Regions from separate parts of the Homo sapiens genome. Here region 2 is linked to region 1. A link is a contact called in ENCODE Hi-C or POLR2A ChIA-PET data. All regions are on one chromosome and are shown on one strand. Each heading gives the region's core, a stretch centred on a gene start or an enhancer-like site at or near the end of the contact. The rest is flanking DNA. Distances are from core to core; before and after follow the strand shown.

Evidence for each region. A loop is a pair of places that touch in the nucleus more often than their neighbours do. ChIA-PET counts read pairs that join two places held with the same protein, here RNA polymerase II (POLR2A). Pooled maps may share reads with other maps.
Region 2: a loop to region 1 is called in a map of sigmoid colon, with 3 times the contacts of the local background. The contact joins two enhancer-like sites. A Hi-C loop is called at or near these places in 5 of 168 maps with a recorded cell type or tissue (IMR-90, Right ventricle myocardium inferior, endothelial cell of hepatic sinusoid and 2 more) and 6 of 50 pooled maps. POLR2A ChIA-PET finds 5 or more read pairs at or near these places in 4 of 52 experiments (AG04450, Panc1, WTC11 and 1 more).

Annotation. Positions count from the first base shown.
Region 1 is chr17:15,395,723-15,400,557 of GRCh38, reverse strand. No RefSeq gene overlaps it. Among named protein-coding and RNA genes, the nearest start is that of TEKT3, 57 kb to the right of the region's middle. Within about 2 kb of position 1,972, at least 9 of the 41 ENCODE cell types and tissues checked have a DNase peak (open chromatin) inside an H3K27ac peak, as active enhancers do.
Region 2 is chr17:15,429,262-15,434,096 of GRCh38, reverse strand. No RefSeq gene overlaps it. Among named protein-coding and RNA genes, the nearest start is that of CDRT4, 36 kb to the left of the region's middle. Within about 2 kb of position 2,586, at least 10 of the 41 ENCODE cell types and tissues checked have a DNase peak (open chromatin) inside an H3K27ac peak, as active enhancers do.

The DNA.
Region 1 (4,835 bases), core at 723-3,222:
GTTGAACTTGATGGAGGTTATGTTGAGAAATAAAGATTACATTTTTAACATTTATGTTTTAATTCCATTTTTTCCACGAACAGTTTGAAGTCTCCTGGTACTTGTCTCTAGCACCCTGGCATAACACTTGCCACACAGAGGATACCCATTTACCTGGTTGCATCTTCTATAGCTTCTAATCTCCTGTAGTACAGGGCCAAGGCTACTTGCTTTTCTTGAACCCCCAGCATCTAACCACAGAGTTTGCATAGAGAAGGGACTCAATGCATACTTAAGAAATGAGCAAATTGATCATGCACTCCAATGTGAGACCACAGTCACCCTGTTCCTGCTTTCTTGGGTCCGAATTTTGGGATGCTGCCCTCCCTCTAATGGATCTGATTAAATCTGGGGTCTCAGTTCAGGTTATTTATTTATTTATTTATTTATTTATTTATTTATTAGTAGTAGTAGTAGTATTGAGAACAAGTCTCACTCTGTTGCCCAGGCTAGAGTGAGTGCAGTGGCAGGATCTTGGCTCACTGCAACCTTCACCTCCCGGGTTCAAGCAATTCTCATGCCTCAGCCTCCTGAGTAGCTGGGATTACAGGTGCATACCGCTACGCTTGGCTAATTTTTGTGTCTTAGTAGAGATGAGGTTCTACCATGTTGCCCAGGCTGGTGTCGAACTCCTGGGCTCAACTGATCCACCCGTCTCAGCCTCCCAAAGTGCTGGGATTACAGGCATGAGCCAGGAAGTCTGGCCAGTTCTGGTTATTTGAATCAAGGCCCAAACTCTCCACCAATCAAGGCCCATAACTCCAACAATATAGGTAGAAGGAAGGAATAACCCGCCAACCTGGGTCAGTTCTTCCTTGCCTGTCTCTGGGGCACCTGGCGGATTAGAGCACAGTGTATACCGGATGTGTGCATGGGGAAGGGCAGGAGCTCAGAACAGAGCTGGACCTCGGCAGTTCTCCCTAATGTTCAGAAATAGATCCGATACCAGGGTGTCATCAGTCAGTGTAGGCCCAGGGGTATGAAGCTCTTCTTACTGAGTGTCTTAACCCCAAGCATCTTCTGTTTTCTCTGGGGGAAATAAGAACATCAGGCTGAGGGCTGCGTTTGTCTGATTGACACCGTACCTCCATATCCCAACACAGACCCAATGGGAAACGTGTGACACGACAGAGGACGTAGCTCAATGAATGTACTTCATAACTTGCCAAGTGGGAAAGAGTGAAGGGACACCAGTTTCTCTCCCCAGGGCTTTGGCCAGCCCTGGCAGACAGAACAAGACACTGGAGGAAGCTCAGTGACTCACGTGGCCCTGGAATGGCTCACAGTCAACAGAGGCTGCTGAGACATCCGTTAAAAGCCATCTCTGTGTGTGTCTAGAGAGCTGCACTCTGTAGTGGCAGGCACAGTGACCAGGAGTCTATTATACAGCCGGGGAGGGGAGGTACATTCAGGGGAGAGAGAACATGGCAGCAAAGAGCAGACGGTCACTTGGGATTCCCAGTTAAAGAGGCAGCTTGGCCACATGTTTGTGGAACTCTATCAACATTACAGAGAGGGGTTAAGGAACAAAAAGGCAGAAAGCTGCGAGGATACAGAAAAGGAGGGTGGAGTCAGTTGCAGCAGCTTTTTGGAAGGTATAAAGCACATGGACAAATAGCAACTGATTTAGCAGATGTAGAAAGCTCCTTGCTAACCATGAGTGAAGAAAGACAAAAAGCAGGTCCAATTTAGACCACAGAACCCTCTAATGGCCCAGGAATGGCAGCACCATGTGCCCTTAGAAGCAGAGGTCAAAAAAAGGGAACATGCCTTGAAAAACTGTTTAAGAAAATGTTAGAGACCCCCCCCCACCATTTCCTCCTCCATCTGCACAGCCAGGACACTGCCTGTACCCCGTGCTGATAGGAAACCAGACATTATTTTTCCTTCTGGAGATGGTGAAACTGAAGGTCTCTGGGCTGAGCGACACCGGGCACAATGAACCAATTCTCAAATGGCTGTTTTGGAACATTTCCCAGTGGCGGTGAGCTGAGTCCTGCAGGAGATGGTGGCCCTGAATTGATGAAGAGGGAGGAGGTTTTATAATGGGGGAAGTGACTCATGACAAAGCACAGATGCCAGAAAAGACCAGTTGTCTGCGGTGGTTGTTAATGAGATGGGCTTGGCTGGTGCTAATGGAGACAGTGAGAGGTGACAGGAATGAGAGATGAAGGTGAACTGGGATCTGAGGACAGTGATGAGGCTCAGACGGGGGATTGAAGATCTCTGCTGGGTTCCGAAGCAAGAAAGCAAAAGACTGAAGCAGCCTTTGATGAAGACGTTTCTGCACCTGAATGTGTAGATTGGGGTCTGGAGAAGCTGGTAGCAGGGACCCCAGGAAAAAGCCTTTGACTATAACCAAGGGATATGGCAACGAAGGGCTAGGACAGGGGTGGGGTGGTGGTGAGAGCAAGCACACTGGCAAACCCTTCGCCTGGCCATGGCAAGTGCTTGCCCATTCCCGTGACTCTGCTCATTTGCTCTCCAAGGACACTGCTGCTCTTCATAAATGCAAATATTTTTGGCAGGTCAGAACACTAGATTTATGAAAGCAAAATCTCAGTTCTTTGAATTATTGAAGGAATCCTTGCCAAAAAATGAACTTGAATTTAAACAGAAAATACATACGGTCTTAAGAGACTTCTTGATCTGTTATCAGTCTTCAACCAACCACAGAGAACTGAATGTGCTGTTCCCTCACATTCAGAGGGGCAGAGCCTGTCCAGAAAGGCAGGGCGTCACCCTTCCCCCACCCCAGTTATTAGGTCTGCAGCCTCCCCTAGATCCTCTCTGCCCTATCCTCTCCCACCCTTCCTTCAGGCCCGACTGTCTCCTCTCTAACGCTGACCCTGAGTCCCTCAGCCCGAGTCAGCACAAGGCTTACCAGAGCACCTTTTGGCAGGTATTAAGTGCATAAGAAACCCAGTTTTTTTCTTTTTTCTTTCTTTCTTTTTGTTTTCTTTTTCTTTTTTCTTTTTTCTTTTTTTTTTTTTTTTGAGACAGGGTCTCACTGTGTTGTCCAGGCTGGAATGCAGTGGTGCAATCTCAGCTAACTGCAACCTCCATCTCCCGGGTTCAAGCAATTCTCCTGCCTCAGTCTCCTGACCAAGCTGGGATTACAGGCGCCCGCCACCATGCCTGGGTAATTTTTGTATTTTTAGTGGAGTCGGGGTTTCAACATGTTGCCAGGCTGGTCTAGAACTCCTGACTTCACGTGATCCATCCACCTCGGTCTCCCAGAGTGCTGGGATTACAGGAGTGAGCCACTGCGTCTGGCCCCAGTTGTTGTTTTTCATTATCATGGCAAAATCCGTGATGGAACAACCTTTGACTTACCAGGGAAGCTGGACTCAGAGTGGCCTGCATCACAGAGCTAATTGCGTGAGCTCAGTAGGTGGGCAGAGAATGCTATTGACCAATTTTTTTCATCCTTCTTTATTCCAGTTCCAGGACATGGTGTCCAGTCTTGTACCAAAGTTGCTTCTTTTTGCCTAGAGTCTAAAGGATGAAACCAGATAGCCTTCCCTCTTATAACATTGGAAATCACACTGGGCCAGTTTGATCTAGGTGTGAATTTGTCACTTTTCTTCTCCTGACTTTTTTTTTTTAATTGTGGTAAAACACCCACAACATACAATTTATTATAAAATTTACCTAGTCATTTTTTCTTTTTTTTCTTTCTTTCTTTTTTTTTTTTTTTTTTTTTGAGACGGAGTCTTGCTCTGTCACCCAGGCTGGAGTGCAGTGGCGCGATCTTGGCTCACTGCAAGCTCCGCCTCCCGGGTTCACGCCATTCTCCTGCCTTAGCCTCCCAAGTAGCTGGGACTATAGGCGCCTGCCACCACACCTGGCTAATTTTTTTTTGTATTTTTAGTAGAGATGGGGTTTCACTGTGTTAGCCAGGATGCCCTCGATCTCCTGACCTTGTGATCCACCCTCCTCGGCCTCCCAAAGTGCTGGGATAACAGGTGTGAGCCACCATGCCCGGCCTACCCAGTCATTTTTAAGGGTACATTTCAAAAGGCTCTAAGTACCTTCACATTGTCATTCCATTTTCCATTGACTTTTTAAGTCCGTGTTCTCATCCACATTCTTCATGAGCAACCTGCTCTCCTCTTGGCTGAAGAACCTTTGCTTTGGTTACGGTCCTGGAGTCAGTAGGGAGATAGACACCAACCTTGTGAAATGCAACCCTCTCCATGGCCTCCTGACATCTGGTCAGGAGGCTTCTGCTCAAACCCGCCCTTGATGTTCAGCCCTTAGTGAAGGGATCATTTCCCTCCTGGGCCACTCTCATGCTGCTGAACCCTAGCGGCCTCTCTGTATGGGTTGCTCTGCATGGCCTTGCTGTATGGGTCGATGGTCATTGCCCATCCACCCCAGCATGTTCCAAAAGGCTCGTCAAGTATCCAAACGGCCATGCAGTAGCAAAAACCCCACTGGATCTGCTTGGATAATGATAATTTGAGCTCAGATAAGACAGATCCAAGTTTAAATTAAAATATAGATTTATAGCCTGGCTAACATGGTGAAACCCCATCTCTACTAAAAATACAAAATTAGTCGGGTGTGGTGGTGTGTGCCTGTAATCCCAGCTACTCCAGAGGCTGAGGCAGGAGAATCACTTGAACCCGGGAGGCAGAGGTTGCAGTAAACTGAGATCTCACCATTGCACCCCAGCCTGGGCAAAAAGAGAGAAACTCGGTCTCAAAATAAATAAATAAATAAATCTAGATTTAGGTAGCAGAGGTCAAACCGGTTGTTCTGTTCTCTGTGTGTCAGTTTTCTCATCTGTA
Region 2 (4,835 bases), core at 1,337-3,836, 33 kb before region 1:
CTACTAAAATACAGAAAAAATTAGCCAGGCATGGTGTTGGGTGCCTGTAATCCCAGCTACTCAGCAGGCTGAGGCAGGAGAATCACTTGAACCCGGGAGGTGGAGGTTGCAGTGAGCCAAGATCGCGCCATTGCACTCTAGAGCCTGGGCAACAAGACCGAAACTGTGTCAAAAAAAAAAAAAAAAAAAAAAAAAGCTGCAGGAAAGTGTTCAAGGAGGTAACTGCATAAACAAAGGCGCAGTGCAGATGTGGGCAAGCCAGATATTTGGGGGTGGCCCAGGAGCCCTCTAACTGGAATAGAGGTCGGGTGAGACCTAAACAAGGAGCAGTTATCGAGTTTATCAACAGCAAGTGTAAGAGCCACTTTGGAATGAGACCAGAGCAGTATGACCAGTCCCTTAGTCTTTTTTTTTTTTTTTTTTTTTAGGACAGGGAAAACAAGACGGGCACCCTGAGGTAGGGATTTTGATCCTTGGGTCCTAAAGGGGGTCTTCAGAGGCAGTGGAGGAGTCACATGGAGCAGCGCAGCTCTCGGTGGTGGAATCCCAACCAGGGACTGACGATGCATCCAGGAAGATGAGAATCTAGGAGTAGGAATGCCGGCCCTGCAGCCTCACTCCATGTGGACAGCGGTTGTGAAAAGATGGTTAAAGTGCTTTGCGAGCTGGGTCCAAGCAGATGTACACATCTGGACAATGTGGCTCTTTTCAGCCTTGATTGAGTCATTCATTCTTGGAGGCTTTTTGGAATCCCCACACTTTTAGACCAAAGGGCACATTTTCAGAGCCCACACATTATCAGTGCCAGATAAGAGTAGACAGATTGAGAAACCAGGGGAGGTAGAGCCAGGGAAGGGGAGTAAACACAACCTGAGGTTTATTGTGATCTGATGTTGTCAGAGCCTGGGCTGAAGCTAAGGGCTGGGCTTATGTTTGTCAAGCAATCAGGAAAACCTCTGTCTTCTTCTTTCACTACACATCCCCACATCACCTTCCCTCTGTCTCTCACCAGGAACCCAAGGCTTCAGCCAGCTACTGTGGTGCTTGCAAACCCCACAACAGTGTCCTAGATCTGTAAGGCATGGCTAGGCTGGGCCTGTCCCCAGCTCTGAGCATGTGTGTGGGAACATGGGGGCATGCTGGGCAGGGCCAGATGGAGATGAAGGAATACCTCATGTTAGGTGGGGCTTGAAGCCACCCCATATTCTCTGCCTTGAGCCTGACAATTATCTGATTTCTTTATGGGGCAGGCCAGAATATACAGGTGCCCACTCTTGTTAGCACACTGCTCAGGGCAGCAGATGGCATGGAAAAGACCTTGGACTTGGTGCTGAGACCTTGTCTTTTCTCCCAGGCCCTATATTCCAGGGCCAATGGAAATTCCAACCCCATCTATGGCCTTTCTAGGAAGCTTCTATTGCTGGGGGCCCAGCAAAGCTCATGGTATCAATTCACTTCCTTTCTAGATTCAATTGGTCAGCCACCTGGAGCATTCCATTATTTTTGGTAGACAAAGGGATGTGAGAGGCCACAGGATTTCAGGCAAGTTAAAAACCTGACCCTTGGGGTTGTTTCTGTGTGTCTGCCAATGGGGAGGGTTTTTATGGAGAGCAAAGTTAGTTCCAGAAGTTCTAACTTGTGGAAGGAAGAAAGGTGGCCTTCAATGTGCCAAGGTCTCTTGCTCACATTTTTGCATTTTGGAGCTTGTTTAAGCTCCCATAGGCTTAGGCCTATGCTCCCTAGTTGATTAGATAATTATGGAAGGAGGAGAGCCCTTTCGAGATTGGAACTTGGGCCTCTCAATTCCAAGTGCAGGCAGCTTCCCCTAAATTCAGATCTCCTCTTCATTGGTGTTACCCATGACAACCCTGCTGGTGTTCTCAAGTAGAGCAGATGTGTTTGTCCAGTAGCTGCTGACCCCAGTTTCAGCCATGGCTCCTCTACTGTGAAGCAGCCCCGTTGGAGACCCCTCTTCATGTGGCCAGTTTACCGTGTGTCCCTGGACCAGCAGAGGTAGGATGGTGAGGCTGGAGGTCCCATGAGACCTGGGTGAGGTCAGCTGTGTTTGCCGTTATATTTCCAGAGCCCTGCAACGGCCTGGCACAGAGTCGGTGCTCAAGTATTTATTGAGCAAGTGATTTGTGAGAACAAGGCTTAGCACCCAATCTAAAGTGCACTGGGAAGAGGTGGTTTCTTTCATCATATCCACAGGCTGGAAAAACCACTTGGCTTTTTGTAAAGTTTGAAGCACTGAGTAGGCAGCTCTGCTATGAAGGTTATGAAGGTTCCGTCTAGACCCAAGAGTATGATTTGAGTGAACTCTTCAGTAAGTTCCTTTCATGTACCCTTCCTTACGGGATATTAGAGAGAGAGAAGGGACGGGAGGCACAAGTTCAAAAAACTTAACATATAGTGATTCTATTCTTTTAAATGACCAATCCATACCTATCTGATGGAATTCCAAGTAGATTTCCTTTTCTTTAGCCTTCATCAGAAGGGACGTAATTTCCCAGACCCAGCTTGCTCCTTGTTCCCATGTTTGCAGCATGCCAACAGGCATCCAACAAATATGCACCCAGTGCTGCCTGTGCCAGGGCCCCAGCCGTGGACACAGGAGACGCAATCAAGCTTACGTTCTGGCAGTGGAGCATTAGACAAGCGCATGATCGCATTGCAGTGGTGATGCGAGTTACGAAGTGCAGGGCTCTGTGAGTGTATTTGCTTTAGGCTCATGACGTGTTGTTCTCTCAGTCTCATGAAAGAGGGATTATGGAAAGAGGCAGGATTAGTATCAGGACAGCTGCTCATAAAAAGGAGTGAGGTCATGGCGAATTTTTGGCCAAGTTGAATGTGAGTGGCTGCGTAGGTTTTTAAAACTTTGCAAAGCTGCTTTCGGGTTATATTCAGCCCCTACATCCAGGTCTGTTTCTGTAGCGCCATGGAGCGACCCCTGGTTCAGTCAGGCTTTAGGTTAGGGCATCTCTGTCTGTAGCCCTGTATAGTGACAGCACAGAGGAAGTGTCAAACATGTGTACACTGTTTGTTCCAGGACTCTTATTCCCTGACTGCCTCTCTATCCTAGAGGGCTGAGCTGGGCAGCTACAAAGGAGACCTCAAGCCTTCCTCAATGTCCTCTCCAGACCTGGGGCAGGTGCCAGGTCTAAGCCTTCAGCATCTGGCTCCTGGCCTGCTGGACCCCACCTCACATTTCTAGTTCTCCAGAGCAAAAGGACTAGCTCTGCCTCTCATTTCTTGACTGTGGCAGACAGCCCCTGCTCCCTACTGGCGTGGCCAGATTTCCGGGGGCCTCTCTGTAGACTGCGGTGTGGGGTGCATTTCAACCGTGACCTTGCCCTCGTTCTATCTCCTTCCAACCTCTTTGGTTATAGCCATAGTACTCCTCACTCTGTCTTTTACTCTTCTTTCCTTCCTTTCCTTTCTTCAACTTTCTTTCTTCCCATTGCCTCCCTCCCTCCTTTCCCTTCTTCTCTACCTTTTGAGCTTCATTGATTATCCTTTAAATTAATCAAATTTAAATTAATCAAAATTAAATGATGCTTGTTGCAAGTAACTTAGGTTTTCTTGAAGTGTAATTGACAAGTGACGCTGACCCTGTCAAACTTAGGGGGAGCATATGTTCTTTAATACTCAGGTATTAGGAGTAGGAGCTCCAGCCTGAGGACAAAGGGGAGTTTCCGCCTACTTTCTGGGAAGCTCTAAGAAATGCTTGCGTATTCCACAAAACCACCCTAATGGCCACTGGTCCCCTCCGGCCACCCATCTCCTCCCTGAAGCAGCTGCTGCAGGATCCCAGGCCACTGCTGTTCTGCCCTTCCCCACCATAGCTATTCGGTCCCCCTGCAGCTTCCCAAAGCACAGCTCTGCTAGGTTCGCCACAGCCAACCATGTCTGCTGTGACGGATTGGGGATATCAGAAGCTAAACAGAGTAAATTACAATTGCTACCATAAGTGGCTACTCTGGATGGGGTGGTGGATGGCGGGCGGAGGGTGGTGGCCTAAATCACAACCTAAATGTGATTTCTGTTCCCTGGTGAGGGCCGGCTCACCCTTCAACATGGATCTCAGTGTATCTGCATAACTCAAAATCCAGGTCTAGTTTTTCCTTAATCCTGGAGGTACTGGGGCGTCCTGCACCTTACTTTGCCCTGTCCATAGGTTCCCTCTTTTCTTGATCATAGACAAAATTACCCCTGAGAACAACAACAGCCTCATCCATGAGATGTAGTTTAGTTTTCCTGGTGTGGAAAAGAAAACTGCAACATCCAACAGTACACTTTCTGTTGCACGACTTGTTCAGTCAGGAAATACAGTGCATTTGGAGCGTCAGAATGATTTAGCAGAGCAGGGGGCTTTTGTCTGGTCCTCTTTAGAGTCCCACTGCCAGAACATGGGGGAAGTTAAGACTTATAATCACCCATAGCTTTCAAACAGAACACACATAGCATCTCCACCACCACCAAATGACCACCTTCATCATCTTCATCTGCAACCCCATCACTACCGCCATGACCATCACCACCATACCACTACCACCACCATCACCACCACCATCACTGTGACCATCACCTCCACCTCCACCTTCATTACCACCATCACCACCACCACCACCTCCATCTCCACCTGCAACCCCAGCACTACCACCATGACCACCACCACCATCACTGCCATCACCATCATTACCATCACCTCCACCTCTACCTTCAACATCACCATCACAATGACCACCACCATCACCACCAGAAACACTGAATAAAATAATGAAAGTGCAGCCTTAGGCTGGGCACGGTGGCTCACACCTGTAATCCCAGCACTT